Regions from separate parts of the Homo sapiens genome. Here region 2 is linked to region 1. Evidence: read pairs that join two places in POLR2A ChIA-PET (ENCODE). Cell type or tissue: Caco-2. All regions are shown on one strand. Links, peaks and the distances in the headings refer to the core of each region. The heading gives the core; the rest is flanking DNA.

Evidence for each region. Peaks named below come from ENCODE experiments on the same cell type or tissue, not always from the same donor. Only the 100,000 strongest peaks of a DNase experiment are listed, where the experiment ranks them.
Region 2: POLR2A ChIA-PET joins it to region 1 with 6 read pairs; 3 of 35 experiments call an interaction of 5 or more read pairs at or near these places.

What each region holds. Positions count from the first base shown.
Region 1 is chr20:19,712,032-19,718,119 of GRCh38, forward strand. It overlaps SLC24A3 (solute carrier family 24 member 3), which reads left to right. Exons shown (of 17, transcript NM_020689.4): 16 at 5,497-5,562. Among named protein-coding and RNA genes, the nearest start is that of RIN2, 43 kb to the right of the region's middle. In Caco-2, for the core only: no CTCF peak of the experiment used is centred there; DNase peaks (open chromatin) are centred at 2,500 and 2,928.
Region 2 is chr20:19,888,201-19,894,288 of GRCh38, forward strand. RIN2 (Ras and Rab interactor 2) reads left to right here. Exons shown (of 13, transcript NM_018993.4): 3 at 1,366-1,458. The coding sequence starts at 1,402. Among named protein-coding and RNA genes, the nearest start is that of NAA20, 130 kb to the right of the region's middle. In Caco-2, for the core only: no CTCF peak of the experiment used is centred there; a DNase peak (open chromatin) is centred at 2,771.

The DNA.
Region 1 (6,088 bases), core at 350-5,349:
GACCTTCCCAGCTCAAGTGATCCTCCCACCTCACCCTTTCAAGTAGCTGGGACTATAGAGACACTCCAACAGAACTGGCTAATTTTTATTTTTATTTTTTGTAGAGTTGAGGTCTCACTATGTTGCCCAGGCTGGTCTTTAACTCCTAGATTCAGGCAACCCACCTACATCACCTTCCCAAAGTGCTAGAATTGCAGGCATAAGTCACCACGCCTGGCCCAGATGCTCATTTAAACATACAGTATGTGGAGCCAGGGACTGGAGGGGTGAGGGAATTAGGTGCTAGAGTGAGGAAAAACTCACGAGCCAGGCATCTGCCCTCTGAGCATTTGGACCTGCTGTTCTGGTAAGAACATGCCCCAACCCAAGCACAAGCAGGACGACATCAGCACCATAGGGACAATAGTGAACTTGGAAGAGGCAAAAGGACTTATGGCAGGATGGGCAGAGTAGAGGTGGGAAGGAGGTGAGACCCCCACCTAGCTAGACCGAAAGTCTCAAAGAGGGCACAGGAGTGTGCTTAAGGTGCTGACTACAGAGAAGGGGTGCTAGGATATGAGACAGTGACATGAGGTCCTTAGCAGAGCTCCTGGCCCTCCTCGATCTTCATTAATGGCTAGCCTGTCAGGAAGGAGGAGCCCTACAGGCCTCTTTTCATTTTGCTTTTGAATTATAAAAGTAATACACATTAATAGCCCAAAACTGGAAGTGGCCCAGATGTCCATCAACAGGAGCATAATTAAACACACCGTGGCATATTTACACTGCTGTAAAAATAAATGAGCTGTTGATGCAATGAAAACATTGAAGGAGTCTTTAAAAATGATGCGGATATAAAAGAGTACACGCTGCAGGATTCCATTGCTATGAAGCTCTAGGACAGGCTGAACTGCCTTGTGGTAGAGAAACAGGGCAGTGCCTGCCTCAGGCAAGGCTTACAGAAGGGCACCTGAGAACTTTCTGGAATGACAGAAGTGTTCTGAGCCATGGTAGAGTTTGAGTTACATGGGTGTATGCATTTCTCAGAACCTGTTGAATGGTACAATTTTGTGGTGGGAATTTTACCATGTAAAATGGCATCTAAGAATAAAAGACCCATGAATTGTGAATGAACTCTACTTAATGAGATGCAGGCAGGAGTGCTGAGGGGTGAAATGGCCTGGTCTCTGCAGTTTACTTTGAAGTTCCCACAAGCACACGTGGACATGCCCTGCTCTTAAAAAAATAAGATGGTATAATTCTTCCAACTTTCCTGAATGCTTGAAAACTTCCATAGCAGCATGCTGGGTTTAAAAACACTACATAGACTCAAAATAATTTAAGTAAAGTGGGGAAGGGAGAGAGAGTACATTGGGCAGAGACCACATTGCTTCTGGAACATTATCCAGGGAGTGGCATCCGGGGTCTCTCTGCTTCCAACCTCACTCTGACCAGTCCCTGCTGCCCCACAGAACACTGGCCTCCTTATAATGCATATTCCAAATGAGACTTCATGGACATGCCTTATTCATTCATCAGTTACGTTTTAAGCACGTGGTCTGTGCCCAGCCCTCTGCCAGGTGGAGGGTAAAGTCAGACGTGGTTCCTACCCTTGCGGTGTCTGTAATCTAGTAAGCTATTGTTCAGTGATAGGTTTAGAAAAGAAGCAGCCTCGGGTGCAAGGAAGTGGACCCAGCCCCCAATTATTCAGAAGGTATTACACACCAGGCCCTGTTCAACAGTTTTAACGTGGATTAATTCAGTTCAACCTCATAAGCACCAACAAAGCAGGAACTGTATTATCCCCATTTTACACTTTGAAAAACTGAGGCTTAGAGAAGTTCAGTTACCCATCCATGATGATACAGCAAGTGAATGACCAAGAAGAGATTCAAAACCCAGGAAGTTAGCTCTGGAGTCCATGCCTTAAACCAGAGGGTTGCAAACATTTTCTACAAGGGGCCAGAGAGGAAATATTTTAAGCCCTGTGGATCATGCTGTCTCCATCAAAACCACTCAGCTCAGCTGCTGTCGTGTGAAAATAGCCATTGATGATACATAAATGAATGAACTGAGTTCCAATAAAATTTTATTTACAAAGACAGGCTGGAGCCAGATGCCGTGGCTCATGCTTGTAATTCCAGCACTTTGGGAGGCCAATGCTGGAGGATTGCTTGAGGCCAGGAGTTTGAGACCAGCCTGAGCAACATAGCAAGATCCTATCTTTACAAACAACAACAACAAATTAGCTAGGCATAGTGGTGTGTGCCTATAGTCCCAGCTACTTGGGAGGCTAAGGCAGGAGGATCACTTGGGCACAGGAGTTCAAAGCTACAGTGAGCTATGATTTCACCTCTGCACTCCAGCCTGGACAACACAATGAGACCCAGTCTCTAAAAAAAAAAAAAAAAAAAAACAACAAAAAGAGGCAATGGCAATGACTCCTGCCCCAAACCATCCATAGCTGCAGCAGCTGGGAGATGTTTGAGCTGGGCCAGAAGGCAGCTGAAGGAGCCCTCATTCCTGCCTGTCACATCCTGGTGGAAGTACAAGGGTCAGACAGCAAGGAGTAAATACAGGCTTTGAGAGCCCAGGTCTCTAACAATGAAAACACAAAAATACACCCCTGGGTGTGTGTAGTAGTTCATGACCAAAGGAAGGCCATAGAGAAAAAGGTGAGAAGTTAAAAACACAGCAACTCCACAAAAGAGTGAGTTGCCTTTGGCCTCTGGAACCAGATTTAGAATTTCAGCCACACTGTTCTTCGAGATTTCATGTGAACATAGGAAGAGTAAAGTTCAAAAGCTTTGGTTTAACAGGATTCCTTTTGAAAATGTTTGGCCAAAGGGAATTTTCCTGCTAGGAGCTTTGCTGTCACTGGCTCTTGGTTTCTTAAGGGCATGAAATCACTTTACTAAGTTCTTGTTGCTGACAAGGGTTTGACCCTGGAGCTCAGAGGGCAAGCTGTGCTGGAAATGCATTGCCCCTCTTAGAAGATATCTGTATGCGCAGTGCTGAAAGTTAAGAGCTCAAAAGGATTCCTGAGTGTTTATCTACAGTTTCACATCTACCCAAGGGTGACTGAGGATAGCTCCAAGAGCCTCTTCCTCTCTCCTAGGGGTTGCCATCTTGCTCTGAGGAGCCCATCTCTCCCATTCAACATTGACCAGAACACAGGGGATTATCATAGTCAGTGTGGACAGAATATTTGGAGGAAGAAAATCTTCAGTACAACCCATTTGCGATGCAGTCTTGTATGCTGGCCTCTTTATACCAACCCAGCTGATGAAAGTAGGAAAGTCTATCCGCAGTCAGGTTGAGTGTGTGCATGAAGTTAAGCCACCAGCTGGACTGCGACGGGGCCGATCTGCCATTTTTCCACACTGAATTAACCAGGTTAAGCCATTGCTCTAGTGTCACAGAGATATGACTTGAGTCTTCCTTTATTCTCGGGAAGGCATTTGGTGGCAGGGAAGCATGTTCCAGCTGGGGGCCAGCAAATGGTTGACTCACAGGGATTGCAAGTCACGAGAGAAAGAGTCCAGCTCAATCCCTCTGTGACAGGACATCATTAAGTCACATCTTCACAGAAAGGGTTGGCTGTTTAGGGCGTATGGTGTCCCTATTTTCTGTCCTGTCAGAAAATAAACCTGACACACCCACCTATGGAGACTCCTTCCCATATGCACACTCCAGTAGTGAACTGGTGCAGTCATGCCAAGAGGTACCTTAAACCCTGTCAGAAGGGCCCAGAACCACTCCTACTCGATAATTACCACTTAGTTGTCTAACAGAAACAATGCACAAATCAACCAGCCTCACTTTCCCTTCCCAAGAACGTAGAGAAGCTTTTCACTCCCTGCAGGAGAGTGTACATTGGTTGGGGTCTGTAGTCCTCAAACCTGAATGCACACAAGCATTTCCAAGAAAACATGTGAAAAATGAATGTCAAGATCCCTTCCACAGAACCCTTGGAGAACAGAAGTGGATCTGAGCTTTATGCTTTCTCTAAATCAGTGGTTCTTAAACTTTCCTGTGCATCAGAATCACCTGGAGTTAAAGCACAGATTCTTGGGCCCTGCCCCAGGGTTTCTGATTCAGGAGTTCTGGGTGGGGCCTGAGATCCTGCATTTCTAACAAGTTCCCGAGAGCTGCTGCCGCTGCTGGCCCCAAAACCACCCTCTGAGAACCACTGCTCTAAGGAATCTCTTCTATTTTGGGGCAGCCGGCCTCATGACTTTGGTCAAAGGCAGAAGCAGTGTCTTCTCTACATCATGAAAGAAACTATTTGGCCTTTGTCAGCCAAGTCAGCACCCCAGTACTCTCTACCTGCTCTGCTTGATATTATAGCCACAACCACATGTGGCTCTTTAAATGTAAATTTGGTTAAAGATGAGATTAAAACTGTTTCTTTTTTTTTCAGTTGCATGAGACACATTTCAAATGCCCAACAGCCACCTGTACCTAATGGCTACCATGTTGGAGAGCACAGATATAGAACTTTTCCATCACCACAGAAAGTTCTGCTCATCAGTGCTATTCTATAGAAACTCCAAGGCTGGGTGCAGTGTCTCATGCTTGTAATGAGCCACTTTGAGAGCATGTTGGGCTGCTTGTAATGAGCACTTTGGGTGGCCGAGCTGGGAGGATCACTTGCTTCCAGGAGTTCAAGACCAGCCCGGGCAACGTAGTGAGACCTAGTCTCTACAAAAAATCAAAAATCAGCCAGGTGTGATGGTGTGTGCCTGTAGTCCTCAGGAGGCTGAGGTGGGAGGATCACTTGTGGCTGGGAGGTTGAGGCTATAGTGAGCCAAGATCACACCACTGCACCCCAGCCTGGGTAACAGAGTGAAACCCTGTCTCAAAAAAAAAGAAGGAACTCCAAATATGCTTCTCTTTTTCTCTTCATTGGCTGTTATCCCCATTCTGCAAAAAACAAACCTCCAAAAATCCCTTTACTAACATCAGAAATGGAATTTTAACTTTTTCTTCTGTTTTGTTTGCTCACAACAGCAACCCTCCTCCACTTCTTCCCATCAAGTTAGGGGAAGGACAGAGACATTTTGGTGCAAAAGAGATGAAAAGTTTATTCATATTTTTCCATTGCCCATGTCATGAAATTCATCCTAAAAGCAGTACGGGTTTGAGAAAGTAAAAGTTCCCCAGAGGTAAAGGAACACGTGGACAGGGATGTGTTGTGGGCCACAAGAATCTCACAGTCCCAGATAGAGGGTTCAGGTGGCCGTGGGGCACTCCAGCCAGGGGCCTGCTATTGAGGGTAAGGCCAGGATGGGACTGAGAGTGGACAAGACAAAGACAAGCCTTGGGTTTCCAGAACAGCACACGTCTCAAGTATAAGCTGTGGAGCTGGCTGCTGAAGCTGTTGCTTTTTCATTCTAGAGGGGAGATGTGGAATCACTGCTACTCAGAGTTGCGTAGGCAGATGCCTTTTCCAAAGCCTAACTCTGCTTTGGAAGCCTAGCTTGTCAGAAGCCTAACTCTAACCCTCTCTTACAGATCCGGCTGAATAGCAGGGGGCTGATCTACTCCGTAGGCTTGCTCCTGGCCTCTGTTTTTGTCACGGTAGGTTGGCAGCTCTCTCCTCGTACTTGTGTTTGCCTGTTCTTTCCTCCCCTTGGTTTCTTTGGAGACCAGATGAGCTTGGTCTCCTGGTGACTGGGTACAAGCAACCTCCTTGTCCCATCTCCTGGCTCTTTCTTCTAGAAGTGAGTCCTAGCAACCCACTAGAACACCTTCTCCCTTTCTGAAAGAAGCCAGCCTTCCTCTCAAAGGCATGGCCCTATCTTACATAGAAAGCAAACCATTTTCCCAAACACAAAGAGAAGATCCCACTTTGTCTGCAATATGAGTCATGGAAAGGTAGATTCCAATTCATTGATTGTTCCAGGTTCCCATACGAATCCATGAATTTGACTAATACTTGGAAACTAAAAATATATTTTATTGACAGTACATTTTGAGGCCATTCCACTCTCTCAGCCATTACGCCCACTTGCGTACTTTAATATTCCCAACTCAACTGTTGTGTTTGGAACAAGTTCACACCAACGCATGGACTCATCCACATGAAGCATCCATTAACATACAA
Region 2 (6,088 bases), core at 564-5,563, 180 kb after region 1:
CGATGGTTCTGGAAGGAGGGGTGGGATGCTCTGTGTCACTATTGTTTTCTAGATGGGATTCCGTGCACAGATCATCACAACTCACTGTGAGTGCAAGCAGGGGTGTAAATCGTGGGGCCGAAAAAAACCTTTGTGCAAAGATCCTTGCTCACTCACTGATATGCACTTCTCAGCTATAGATTCATGCTTTTCCACTTGTTGAAACGTCCCTAAATATCGCCCTCAATGTCCTGTTTGTGTCGCTGGCTCTCTGCCACTCAGCTAATAATGAAACAGCCTCAGTGAACCTGCAGCAGCAGCTGCCTTAGCTTCAGTGCCTACCCACCCCTGCAGCTGAACCACTTTGAATATTCCTTGATGGTGCAAGAGACAGTCTCACTATTCCCTTCACTGGCCTTCCTCTGTGTCCGTCACGGTTGGCATGAGCTACCTCCTGTGCATGTTATGGCGAGAAGGGATGAATGAGGAAAGACAGGGTGGTTTTATACTTGATCCTGGGACAGTCACTGGGTAAGGAAGGGTTTGGGGTTGCTCCCCCAGGCCCCCCTCAATGCGTGAAGGCCTGAGCCAGGTCAGCTGGCAGAGGTGTGTGTATGTTTAACTTAGAACTGAATGTTGAAGGCTTTGTGACCCAAAGGGAAGAATTATTGGGATCTGATGCCCTAGCAGGGGAAATTCCAAGCCCAAAAAGCTACAGTTAGAATTCAGAACTGTGTTGTTACCCTGCCTCTGAGTTTTCCTCTACGTTCAGCTCCCCTTTTGTGGATGATCGTGAAGCTGTTTACATGTTGTCCTCTTCCGTGAACTGATCCCTGTAAACAGTGACAGGATTTTATCCAAATATTTCTGATTTCTAAGGGAAAAATAGAGCAATTTCTTCCCAGTGCCCTTCTGTTGACCTTGCCTGGGGGAGAGGCCAGCAGAGCTAAGGATGACCTCACCCCCTTCCAGCAGGATTTCCTGGGATGTACAGAACCTCCTTCTTCAGCTGTCCCTCTGTGATCAGCCACATTCAATCTATAAACTTCCAGTGCAGATGATGGGGACATCTAATATTGGGTCTGTTCACATTTCAGCAGGAGGTGAAACACACAAAGTAATCATTAGGCTTCCTGAAGTCCCAAGGACCTTCTACGTCAGTGGCAGAGGTGGGAGGTGGGCTGGCGAGGTGGGGCAGTCTAGGAACTGCGCTGGTGGGGACAGGAAATTGGGCTGAAGGGAGATGTAAGGCCTTGGTGGGAAATAAATGGCACTGTGTTGTTGACGGAAAAAGATCTTGGCAGGACTGTTGTTGTGAGTGTTCTGTGGCTTAGAAAGGAATTTCCTACAGGCTGGACTAACCATTAAAAATGTCTCTACCTTCAGGAGTCCCCGGCGTGCAGTGGAGCCTCGCTGGGGGAAATGACAGCTTGGACCATGGGCGCCCGCGGTCTGGACAAGCGAGGAAGTTTCTTTAAGGTAAAAGGAAGCCTTGATTGGGATCTCAACTCGTCGGCTTGCTGCCTGAGCCTGGGAGCTGCGGTGCTCCATGGAGCTGCTGAGGGAAGTCTGCTCTCTGAGCCAGCACCGGCTAAGGGAGCTTGCCCGAGCCCAGCTGCTGATTGTTACCAGGGCTTATAACAGGTTGCGGGGTCTGTGATTTAGTGCTTTCATACAGGCACAGGACTCGGGCACGGAGAGGGGCCGTGCTGTGCAAGACGGCTGAGGCTGTCTTTATTTGAGAGCTGCTCAGTTTGTCCTTTTTCAGCTGCAGGGTTTTATGGTGGAAGCTGTACTTTGCTTTCCAGTGAATCAATGCTGTCGTCCATGTGTTCTCTCCTTGGCTTGTTTGTATGAATCACTGAAGGGCTCCAAAACAAACAAACAAACAAACAAACAAACAAAAAACAGCTTCCTGGACCGCACCTTAGAATGATGAAATATTATTTTCTGGTATATTTTATCAAACATCCCCAAAGGCTTCTTATGATAATGAGGAAGCATGATTATAACTGTCTAACTCTTCTGTGTTCATATTGATGTTAATGGGACTAAATTACCTTGCTAGCTTAATGAGATAAGATTTTAAATGGGTGTTTTATGTACTCTGTGTGTGTGTATTTAATGAAGACTTGGTGGTCGCTTCTGATTTACACTTGGGAATCAATTCCCCTCTTGTGGCTTTTTGCTTTGTTTCCTTTCATTCACCCTCGAATTAAGGCATCCTCAGTATAGAAAATTTTGAAAATACAGAATTATGTTTAAAAAGGTAGAAAAATGGAGGTAAAATATGCACTTGAAATCTGTCATAGGCAGTGTTCCAACACCAGGTCTTGTCCTCAGAGGAGGAAGACGGAGGAGATTTTATTACCGAGGACAAGTGACTATGTTTAACAATTAACCAACCTTTATGGGTTGGAAGTATCTATTAACACTTATTTACATGTTTCCTGTTTCCAAGAGACCAAAACTGATATATTGTGTCAACTGTTGACTCTACAAAAAAAAAAAAAAAAAAAAAAAACCATCAGAAGAACCTGCTGATAAAGCAAAGTTCATGAGATTTACTGAAATAAGGAAGAACATCACCAGGACACAGTCTTATTCATGTCTAAGCCAGGGGAGATTAAGAGGCAGATTTATAGGATTCGGGGATCTAGGCCTAAGTCCTTCAAGCTGCATTTTTCAAGGTGGAGAACTAATTTGATTTCAGTGACGTCTATGCCACAATAGCTTGGGACTGGTGGATACAGCAAGACTAGTATATTGAAGTGGCTCTTGACAAGTAAACCCTTGTTTGATAAGTGAGCTGTTTTCCCAGGTGAGCAAATTGCTTGCCAGGACAAATTAGTGTGTAGACATTTCCTGCAACAAACAGTGAAGTTATTTATTGGTTTACAGTCTTAATTTTCTGGGCAAGAAGATCCTGGAAGAATGAGTTACGTTATGTTGACACAGATGGTCTCAATTATCAATCCTAATAGTTAAGCTTTGTGGACAAAGTAGTCTCAGTTCTCAAATGATTTACTCAGTTTTGATCAAACCTGTATAACCTCCACCCATTGGAGGCAAATGAGAGTAAGGAGCTCCTCAAGTCCTCTGTAGATCAAGAGCTAAGCCCACCAGGTTGCCCAATTGTCATCCTCCAGGTTCCTGAGTTGCATCTGATGCTGAGATATTTATTTCCCCCTGTTAAGAGGGATGATCCAAAACCTCTCCTTAACCCAAAGCACTGTCTAGATCAGCCTAAATATTGGCTAGTCCATAATTACCACCTTATGATGGTCAGGAAGCACAGTGGAGCCGTATCTTACATAGTAGTTAGATTTTAAAGTCAAGGCAAAAGAAGAAAATGGAGGCCAGCCATGGTGCTTCATGCCTGTAATTCCAGCACTTTGGGAGGCCTAGGTGGGCGGATCACTTGAGGTCAGGAGTTCGAGACGAGCCTGGCCAACATGGCGAAACCCCATCTCTACTAAAAATACAAAACTTAGCTGGGTGTGGTGGCCTGCACCTGTAATCCCAGCTACTTAGGAGGCTGAAGCAGGAGAATCGTTTGAACCTGGGAGGTGGAGGTTGCAGGAGGTTGCAGTGAGCCAACATCGCACCACTGCACTCCAGCCTGGGCAACAGAGCAAGACTCCATCTAAAAAAAGAAGAAGAAGAAGAAAATGGAGTATAAAGTTGCCTTTGAACATTTCTTAGGAAGGTGCCCTGAGGGGCCCAATGTACTACCTATCATCAAGTCCATTGTAGCCAGTTTTTCCTGCAGTTCTAAGAAAATCATATTTGTTTTTATTTGAGTTTTCAGTGGGACAGCAGTTAAGTCATTGACTTGTATTTCTGGGCTATGCTATAGGAAAGAACCAATCAGGTGAGAGGTGAGAGGTCTGCCTGACCCCGCCAAGGGTGAGATCTGCCATGTAACCTCTCCTGGGTCAAATACCCATGAAAATATTGGCAAAGGCACCTGCACTATTTAACTTGTCTGTAATTTTGTGTTTTTGGCAGAGTTTAAATTGTTTAATTCATTAATTAATTAATTAATTTATTTTGAGACGGAGCCTCATTCTTTCACCCAGGCTGGTGTGCAGTGGTGCGATCTCGGCTCACTGCAACCTCTGCCTCCCGGGTTCAAGCGATTCTCTGCCTCAGCCTCCCGAGCAGCTGGGATTACAGGTGCCTGCCACCACACCCAGCTAATTTTTGTATTTTTAGTAGAGACGGGGTTTCACCATCTTGGCCGTGCTGGTCTCGAACTCCTGACCTCGTGATCCACCCGCCTCAGCCCCCAAAATGCTGGGATTACAGGCATGAGCCACCACGCCCAGCCTTGTTTAATTTATTTAAGTCAGATGCTCCATGTAAATGATATAGTTACTTTATACTTCTTTCTTTCCTCTTTCTTTCTTTCTTGGAGCTCCCAGGCTCAAGCAATCCTCCCACCCTGGCCTCCCAAACTGCTGGGATTACAGGCGTGAGCCACCGCACCCAGCCTCCTTCCTCTTCCTTCTAGACATGGTTATTCTTTGCTGTAACAATTATTCCGTAATTAGTCACCAATATTCACATGTAGTTCTCTGTGAGGAGAAGTGAACTGCCCTTTGGACATTCAGTACTGATTCTTTGCAGGTTCATTTGTAACAAGCTGGAGGGGAGTTCGGTGCTGAGATGGATTGTCACCCAGTGGCCACCTTCTGGGACCCACTGGCCCTGCTCTGACTCACCATGCTTTATTTCAGTTCTCACCTATTAAGCGCCCATGAGCAGCCAAGCTCTGTACGTGGCCAGGGAGAGAAAAAGCAGAAGCCACCCCTAACCTCATGGAGCTTTCAGTCTGGTAGCAAATAAAGATATTAATCAAATAATCACAGCACCAGACACATAATTATAAATCATGTTTTAAAAATGCTTCATGGGAGATGTAAAAGGAGCCCTGAGAATATATAACCTAATCTGGGGTTCCAGAGAAATCTTTCCCAAGGAAGCGGACTTCGATTTGAGAGCTGAGGTCGACATTATACCATTTAGGAAGATGGTTGGAGCTAAGTTTTGGAGTGACTCTTGATGCTACCGCAACGCACTTCTCAGCAGATACCAGTGATGCCATACAATTGGAGAGGATGCTTTCATAAAGCGTGAGGTTTCCTGGTCACATTCTTGGCTCACAGCTGAATTCCACATGAGTATTATCCCTCTCTTGGCTATTAGTGCTCACGTGACTTTGTGTAAAGCACAGATAATTGGAAGGCAATCATTGGACCTCTTTTTCATCATTATCCTCCCCATCCAGTTTGTGTTTCTAAGCCAGAGTTGCTAACCACTAGTAGTTAGCACTACTAGTGATTTGTGGTTTCCCATCTGTCCTGGCTCATGGACATGACTCAGATAGGCTGGAGGACATGAGGTGCGTGGATAACACACAGATTATCTGAGCATTCTGGGATCACTGAGATGCCCTGTGGTTACTGTGGAATCGCATCCCAGAAGCTCCGACCACATCCATCCATGCAGATAAACCCATTTTCCAGGCACTCACAGCACCATTGTTAATTTTCCACAACCATCTGGGAAAAGTGGTATCTTCCTGCTCCACAAAACATATGGCAGAGCCGGGCGCCATGGCTCACACCTGTAAATTGTAGCATTTTGGGAGGGCAAGGTGGGCAGATCACTTGAGGTCAGGAGTTTGAAACCAGCCTGGCCAACATGGTGAAACCTGTCTCCACTGAAAATACAAAAATTAGCCAGGTGTGATGATGGGCGCCTGTATTCCCAGCTACTCAGGAGGCTGAGGCAGGAGAATGGCTTGAACCCAGGAGATGGAGGTTGCACTGAGCCAAGATGGTGCCACCACACTCCAGCCTGGGCAACAGAGCAAGACTGTGTCTCAAAAAACAACAAAAACAACAACAAAACACGTGGTGGGGAGAAGGGGTAACACCCTACACATGGTAGCCAAAGTTACCTGCTTTTAAGTAATAAATGTGAACACCTACTGCTATCACATTTCAAAGGTACATTGAACGAAAGAGTTTGTATAAGAAAGATGTCATCTAGGCTGGGAAAGCTATTGGTAGTCTTGAATTAGGGGCAGAGATGCTCAAAG